2 separate regions of the Homo sapiens genome follow, and region 2 is linked to region 1. A link is an interaction called in ENCODE POLR2A ChIA-PET data of the cell type or tissue named here. Cell type or tissue: B cell. All regions are shown on one strand. Each heading gives the region's core, and the rest is flanking DNA. Links, peaks and the distances in the headings are about the cores only.

Region 1 (4,398 bases), core at 164-4,163:
TCAGAAATGACACATATTGCTTGAACTCACATTTCCTCGCCAAGGCAAGTCATGTGGCGACGCCCTCCTTTAAGAGATGAGGAAGTTCAATCCAAACATGAGCCCACAGAACTGGGCCACTTGTCTTTTGGTGTGTTTTTTTGAGACACAGACTCTTGCTCTGTTGCCCAGGCTGGACTGCAGTGGTGTGATCATGGTTCCCTGCAGCCTCAACCTCCTGGCCTCGAGCAATCCTCCTGCCTCAGCCTTCCAAGTAGCTGGGACTACAAGCATGCACCAATGGGCCCAGCCTACATTTGTTAATTAGTTATTCCAACACTATTTATTAAACAAGCTATCCTTTCTCTGGTGATTTTAATTGCCCATTTATCACATACAAAATTTTGCTGATATTTGTGACTCTTTTTGCATAGTGTTTCTGTTCCATTGATTTTTCTTTCAATGCCTATGCAGAATCACCCTGTTTTAATTTCTGTAGGTTTATAATGCCATTTTATTTTATTGTTTTAGAGACAGGGTCTTGCCATGTTGCCCAGGCTGGCCTTGATCTCCTGGGTTCAAGGAATCCTCCTGCCTCAGCCTTCTGAGTAGCGGGACTACAGGCACAAGACAGCATGCCTGATTTGTAATGTCATTTAATATCAAAGAGGTTAAGTATTCTCAAGTTTCCCCTTTGACTTTTCCTTGGCTATTATATTAATCTTTTATTTCTAGATAGATTTCAGAACCACTTTGTTGAATTCCCCCACTCCTTCTATGTGATTTTGATTAGAATGGAATTGCATTTGTAGATGAATTTGCATTTCTTTATAATATTGAGACTTTAGGTTTTTGTTTTGTTTTTAGAGACAGCTTGCTCTGTCACCGAGGCTGGAGTGCAATGGCACAATCATAGATCACTACAGCCTCCAACTCCTGAGCTCAAGTCATCTTCCCACCTCAGCTGGGACTACAGGTGCATGCCACTGCACCCAGCTTTTACTAGTGTAATGAAATAATCTTTCCATCTCCTGGGAGAATGGTCACTCACGACTGAAATTCACTGAAATTTTTAAAAAAGAAGAAAAAAAAATTGGAAAGCCTTATTTTCTCTCTCTCCTTTCTTTTTTGAGACAGGGTCTTGCTCTGTTGTCCAGGCTGGAGTGCAGAGGTGCGATCCTGGCTCACTGCAACCTCTGCCTCCCAGGCTGAGGTGATCCTCCTGCCTCAGCTTCCCGAGTAGCTGGGACTACAGGTATGCACCCCCATACCTGGCTAACTTTTGTATTTTTAGTTTAAAAAACTGCATAGTTTTTGTTTGTTTGAAAAAAATCATTACATCTTACTGAGATACTTAAGAAGATTATTTTATAAAACTAATAAAAGCTGGGTTACTATCTTCAGTAACTTTCTATTAATTTGATCTTCAAGTATTTTGTTTTATAGTTATTGTGAATGAGACAATGTTCCTAAATGTTATTCTAGTAGAGTAGAAGTTCTCTCAATTTTGATATTATTTGTAATCATCTATCCTGCTGCTAAGCTCTCTTATTAGTGCAAACAGCTTTTTGAAAAAATCTCTGTGTCCTTAATGTAGACGCCGGAAAATAAAGAAGAAAAATCCTCTTGGTTTTTGTAAGTTGCAATTAATGTGTTCACAAATTATGATTAGTTGCTCATCTTTGTTTCTTTCCTTTTTCTTTTTGTACCAGTTTCATACTTCTCATTTCTACAGCAAGACTGAAAGTTGCTGTGTTAACTGATACAATTTAATTTCTACTGTCTTCTGTGACCCCATGACTGCTTCTCTCCAGCCTGGCAGCAGCTAGCGTGTTCAGTGCCTACTGGCTTAGGGAAGGAATGACACAGCAGAATGTAGAAAAAGGAAGTCAAGTTCTTGAAATTTTTAGTTTCTAAAGTCTTTCTGTCTTTTTTTTTTTTTGAAATGGAGTCTCAGTCTATTGCCCAAGCTGGAGTGCAGTGGCGCAATCTCGGCTCACCACAACCTCTGCCTCCCGGATTCAAGTGATTCTCCCGCCTCAGCCTCCTTAATAGCTGGGTCTACAGGCATGCGCCACCACGCCAGGCTAATTTTCACCATGTTGCCCAGGCTGGTCTCGAACTCCTGGCCTCAGGCGATCCACTCACCTTGGCCTCCCAAAGCTGGGATTGTAGGCATGAGCCACTGCACCCAGCCATCTTTCTCAGACTTGAAATAGCAGATGAGGCGAGTGACACTCTATACCAGGTTACACACTGTGGCCCCTGGACCCCTGCTGATCCATGAACTGTCTGTTACTGTCCATGATGAGTTAAGTACAGATATTGAGAACAAACATTTAGCAGCTGTTACAGCAATATGATGTTGTCACAATATCCAAGTGCATGATTGGCAGACTCATTTCATTCAACAGTGTACAGGCCAAAAAGATTAATTCATGACAATTGGAAATAAAACAAAACTGGTCTTCCATCATAGATTGTTTGATAAGTGCTTCTTTAACTAGAAGTCTCTAGATGCAGAGAAAGAGGAGAATTAGAGAGAAGCATGTGGGTTTGAATCTGAGATGTGTCCCTGCATCTTATCCCCTCCCCTAGAAGCCCAAAAAACTGCTGTAAGTGGGCGGTGGGGGATGGAAGGGGCGAGCTGCCAGCAGGAGAACAAGAGATATCCTTGACAAGCCAGAAAGCTGGAATCGGAAGGGACCCATGCCCTTTTTCTAAGTAGAGTCTGGGAAGTGGCAAGACAGTGAAAAGGCTATGGGCACAGCAGGGGAGCTGGGTCTGGCAGCCCACATGGTTCTCACGCACCCCGGCGGAGCAGCAGAACAATTTGATGTGTGTCCAGAAGGAGCCCAAAGGTAGCAAAGAACCTTGAACACTCCCACGAAGTAGGCACACACGCCACCTAAAGCTCCCACATGCCCAAATGGGGTGCAGAAGGAGCTAAGAGACACAGATCAGAAGAATGTTCATAGCTGAGAACAGGGAACAAAACCACAGCTACCTGTATCACCAGTACCCAAAGCCTAGACAAAACAAAATACATCTTAGCCAGTGTGGACACTCAAGAGTCAGATGATCCTCCTTTCTGGAGGCCTTGACACTAAATGACAGCCCTCCCTGCTTGCTGTCAGAAAGGGGAACACTCTCATTATGACGAGGAGTAAATTTCCATCACCTGGGAGAATGGTCACTCATGTTTGAAATTCACTGATTTTCTTTTTTTTCTTTTTTTTTTTTTTTTTTTAGACAGAGTCTTGCTGTGTCACCCAGGCTGGAGTGCAGTGGTGCAATCTCGGCTCACTACAACCTCTGCCTCTCGGGTTCAAGCAATTCTCCTGCCTCAGCCTCCCGGGTAGCTGGGATTACAGGCACCCACCACCACGCCTGGCTAATTTTTATGTCTTTTTTTTTCTTTTTTAGCAGAGATGTGGTTTCGCCATGTTGGCCAGGCTGGTCTCAAATAGCTGACCTCAGGTGGTCCACCTGCCTCGGCCTCCCAAAGTGCTGGGAGCCACCACGCCCAGCCATTCACTGAAATTTTTTAAAAAGAAGAAGAAAATGGGAAAGCCTTGTTTCTCTCTCTCTTTCTCTCTCTCTCTCTCTCTTTTTCGAGACAGGGTCTTGCTCTGTTGCCCAGGCTGGAGTGCAGAGGCATAATCCCGGCTCACTGCAACCTCTGCCTCCCAGGCTCAGGTGATCCTCCTGCCTCAGCCTCCCAAGTAGCTGGAACTGCAGGTGCATGCCACCATGCCTGGCTAATTTTTGTATTTTTAGTTTTTTAAAAAATAACTACATAGTTTTTGTTTGTTTTGAGACAGAGTCTTGCTCTGTTGCCCAGGCTGGAATGCAGTGGCACGATCTAGGCTCACTGCAACCTCAACCTCCTGGGCTCAAGCAATCCTCCCTATCTCAGCCTCCTGAGTAGCTGGGATTACAGGTGCCCACCACCACACCCAGCTAATTTTTGTACCATTAGTAGAGACAGGGTTTCACCATGTTGGCCAGGATGGTCTCAAACTCCTGACTCTCAAGTGATCCGCTCACCTTGGCCTCCCAAAATGCTGGGATTACAGACTTGAGCCACCATGCCCAGCCTTAAGGAAACCCTTATTTCTTGCAAGGCTATCTGTATATTGACATTCATACCTCCTTTGGCTTTGTTCAATCAAAATGATAGACGTTAGTGGGCATTTTTACCTTGTTTCTGATTTTAATGGGAAGGTATTTGGTATTTTATTATTAGTTATGGCATTTGTGATTAATTCTTCATATTGTTTTTTTTTTTTTTTTCTTTTTCAGATGGAGTTTCACTCTTGTCGCCCAGGCTGTAGTGCAATGGCGCGATCTCGGCTCATTGCAACCTCCACCTCCCGGGTTCAAGCGATTCTCCTGCCTCAGCCTCAAGAGTAGCTG
Region 2 (4,398 bases), core at 102-4,101, 390 kb before region 1:
TATTGTGTACAAAATTAGAAAGAGATCTTTTCCTCTAAGATCTGAAACAAGACAAGAATGCTCACACGCACTAGTTCTATTCAACATATGGTACTGCAAGTCCTAGCCAGGACAGTTAGACAAGAGAAAGAAATAAAAAGCATCCAAATTTGAAAGGAAAAAGTTAAATTGTTCCTATTTGGAGACGACATGATTTTACACTTATAAAACCCTAAAGACTCCACCAGAAAACCATTAGAACTAATAAATTCAGTAAAGTTGCAGGATACAAAATTAACATACAAAAATCAGTAGTGTTTCTATATGCCAACAGTGAACTATCAGGAAAGAAATAAAAAGAAAGTGCCATTTACAATAGCTACAAAATAAATATTTCAGAATAAATTTAGCCAAGAAGGTGAAAGATCTCTACACTGAAAACTATAAAACACTGATGAAAGAAATTCAAGGAGACACAAATAGAAAGATAGCCTGTGCTCATGGGGGGATAATTAATGTTGTTAAAATGTCCATACTACCCAAAGTGACCTACAGATTCCATAGAATCCCTATCAAAATACCAATGACATTCTTCACAGAAATAGAAAAAACAATCCTAAAATTGGGTGAAGGTGGCATCTTTGTCTCGTTTCAGATCTAAGAGGAAAAGCTCTCAATTTTTCACCATTAAGTATGATGTTAGCTGTGACCTTGTCATATGTGGCCTTTATTGTGTTGAGGTACAATGCTTCTACACCTAATTCATTGAGAGTTTTTATCATGAAAGAATGTTGAATTTTGTCAAACGCTTTTTCTGCATCTATTGAAATGATCGTATGGTTATTGTCTCACTCTGTTACTGTGATGTATCACACTTATTGATTTGTGTATGTTGAACCATCCTTGCAGCCCTGGGATGAATCCCACTGTATCATAGTAAATGATCTTTTTAATGAGCTGTTGAATTTGCTTCGCTAGAATTTTGTTAAGAATTTTTGCACCTATGTTCATCAGGGATATTGGCCTATACTGCCATTTTCTTGTGTGTTTTTGTGGGACTTTGACATCAGGATAATGCTGGTTTCTCCTGTTATTAATTTCTAGTTTTATACCATCATGCTTAGAAAAAAAACTTGATACGATTTCAGTCTAATTAAGTTTGTTAAGACTTGTTTTATGGCCTAACATATGATCTGTCTTGGAGCATGCTCCATGTGCTGTTGAGAAGAATGTGTATTCTGCAGCTGTTGGATGGAATGTCCTGTATTTGTCTGTTTGGATCCATTTGGTCTAAGTGAAGTGTAAGTCTGATGCCTCCTTATTTATTTTCTTTCTAAATCTCCCGTCCAAAAATCTAAGAGATCCAAAGCAAACAGGGGGTTATAAAATTACCTTTGAATTCTGACTGAAATTGTGTTTACTTTGTAGATTATTTGCTGGTGACTTGGTATCTTTCAATATTGGTTTCCCAAACAAAAAACATTGTATGTCTTTCTCTTTTTCCAGTCTTCTTTTATGTCTCAGTAAAATTTTGTAGCTTGCCTACTACTTATTTTCAGGTTAAATCCTAGATATTTTCAATTCTTACTGCCATTATGAATGAATGTTTTTCCCCATGAAATGTTTAACTACAGCTGATTTAGGGACTCACTGAGTTTTGATTTGTTGATTTGAAAAACTACCACCCTGTTGAGCTCATGTATTTATTCTAAGACATTTTTTGAGATTTTCCAGGTAAAAAAATTATACCTAGATGAATTTATAGAACAACCTAATAGCATAAAAGCAATAGATTATTGTTCACCACATTAATGGGAATGCCTTTCCTCTTAAAATTATGATATCTTGGGCTTTGTGTTTGTGACAGCATTTCTTTATGATGGAAAGAGACTATCCTTCCAGTTCTATAGAAACGTTTTAAAAATAGCTTACATTTTTAAAAATTTAGGAATGATATTGATTTTCATTGAAAACTTTTCAACATCTGAAGAAAATCTTTTCTTCCTAACCTATTAATAGAGCTCCTGATTTTCAACCATTCTTGTATTCCTAAAATAATCCATATTGGTCATAATGTATTCTTCTTTTACTAAACTGTTAAAATAAGTTGGGTGCTGTTTTTTTAGATTTTGGCACCTGTGTGAGAGGAGGGTGCCATGGCAGGGTGGCTAAGTGTGCCCACCTGTGTACTAGCATTGAATTTTGACCCTTTATCCCATTGGCTCTAAACACTACATCTCAGGTGAAGACGCCCAAATGTTTATCTCTACTGAGTTACAGATTCCTATAACAATTGCTTAAATTGATACTCCCACTTGAATGTCTCATAGGTGTGGCAAAGTTTACATGTCTATACTGAAACTCTTGGTTTTCTCTCCCAGGCATGACCCTCCACCAGTTTGTCCTATTTCAGTAGATGGCATCACCGCCATCTCCCTGGTTATGGAAGTCCCAGACCCGGGCAACTCTCACTCCTCCATCCACTCAACCAGCAGGTCTTATTGGCTCTTTCTGTAAAATATGTCTCATTTATTCACAGCCTGCTAGCTGCATGGACTCCATCCCAGGCCACGCCACCATCTTCCTGCAGCAGTTTCTTAACTGGCCTCTCCATTCCCTTTCTTGTCCCACTAAATTTTCTTCTATTTAAGAAAAAATGTTTTGTAGACATGGGGTTTCACCATGTTGCCCAGGCTGGTCTCAAACTCCTGGGCTCAAGCAATCCTCCTGCCTGAGCTTCCCAAAGTGCTGGGATTATAGGCTTGAGCTGAGCTTTTGAAAAAACATTCTATGATGTTACTGTCCTACTAAGACCCTTTAATGGCTCCCCACTGCTTTCAGAGGAAAATAGAAATTTCTCTCTGTGGACCATGAGGCCCTCATGATCTGACCCTCACCACCTCCCTAGTCTTAGCAGTCCACCTGCCACTGTCTCATGGGGCTCCACAGATTTGATCTCCTTTTTGGTCCTTAAGCCCACCAAGCTAAGTATCTTATTCAAAACTGTGTCCTCAGCCCCTAGCACAATTCTTGACCCTTAGAATTCTGACACTTGAAATGTGTGTTAAGCTAATCAATAAATTATTGTGCCAGGCTTGGTGGCACAATAATGTGTTGTGGGTCACCTATATATAGCTGTGGCTCACACCTATAATCCCAGCACTTTGGGAGGCTGAGGCCTGCAGATTGGTTGAGCCCAGGAATTTGAGACCAGCCTGGGCAACATGGCAAGACCCCATCACTATTAAAAATACAAAAAAAAAAAAAACCAGGCGTGGTGTTGCATACCTGTGGTCCCAGCTACTCAGGAGGATCACTTGAGCCCACTGGGTGGAGGTTGCAGAGAGCTGAGATCATGCCACTACACTTTGGCCTGGGTAAGACCCTGTCTCAAGAAAAAAAAAAAAAGGTTATGGTACTGTAAATATTATATTACAGTGTATAATTTTTGACAGCTTTTTTTCTCCATTTCTTCTATGGTTATTGGTCAGTTCTAGCCTTCTATTTTTTTTTTTAAGCTGACACATACTGGCTGGGCATGGTGGCTCACACCTGTAATCTCAGCACTTTGGGAGGCCAAGACAGGAAGATCTCTTGAGCCCAGAAGTTTGAGGCGAGCCTGGGCAACATAGCAAGACCCCATCTCTACCAGAAAAGAAACAACAACAAAAAGAAACTGGCACATACTAGTTATTCCATAAATATTTCTTAAATGAATTAATTCTAAAGTTGATTTTTATAATTTACATCTTAATAGAAAGACAATCCATCTCAGAGATATTTTTATTCATTAAGGAAAGTTGCATAAAGTAATTTATTAACCTTTTAAAGCATTCTCTAAGCCTATTTCCCCTTATAGAGATATGTTTTCTAGTGATGTGTGTATGTTACATTTTCAAATAACTCTTAATTTTATTTAGAAATTCCACATTTTTGTGGGTTTTATTTATTAAATTCGATTTTCATCTCTATTATTAATTTATGACAGTTTATTTTGAAGTTTTCTGTTTTCTTCCTTTTGAGTTGAATAATCATTTACTTTATTTTACTTCTTCTATTCAGTTGTATTATCCATGTTCCTCTGATAGCCATGCAGGTTCCAAATCCTCACATTTTTCAACTTCTTTAAAAGATTTTTTTTGTGCTATCCTGATAAGCGTTAAGTGTTATATCATTTTTTTTCATTTTTATTATATTCTTAATGATTTTGATTCTCTTTTTCTATCCTTTTGGTTTTCTTTCTTAGGTAAATGATCAGTTATATCTTTTGGCCATTTTTTTCTGTTGGAATTACTGTCTCTTACTGCTCTGTAAGAATTCCTTGCAAGTTCTAGAAATGAATCCTCTGTTGATTTTAAGTACTAAAGTCCCCTTTACCATTGTGTACTCTTTCTATTAACTTTGTCCAGAGTCAGCTTT

The links. Peaks named below come from ENCODE experiments on the same cell type or tissue, not always from the same donor. Only the 100,000 strongest peaks of a DNase experiment are listed, where the experiment ranks them.
Region 2: POLR2A ChIA-PET joins it to region 1 with 7 read pairs; 5 of 35 experiments call an interaction of 5 or more read pairs at or near these places.

The regions. Positions count from the first base shown.
Region 1 is chr20:5,078,664-5,083,061 of GRCh38, forward strand. It overlaps a transcript of TMEM230 not described here. Among named protein-coding and RNA genes, the nearest start is that of TMEM230, 32 kb to the right of the region's middle. RefSeq lists enhancers at 254-323, 1,829-1,988, 3,109-3,609. In B cell, for the core only: no CTCF peak of the experiment used is centred there; a DNase peak (open chromatin) is centred at 1,818; H3K4me3 peaks cover 781 bases; H3K27ac peaks cover 2,311 bases.
Region 2 is chr20:4,690,710-4,695,107 of GRCh38, forward strand. All of the region lies in intron 1 of PRNP (prion protein (Kanno blood group)), which reads left to right. Among named protein-coding and RNA genes, the nearest start is that of PRNP, 6.5 kb to the left of the region's middle. In B cell, for the core only: no CTCF peak of the experiment used is centred there; no DNase peak of the experiment used is centred there.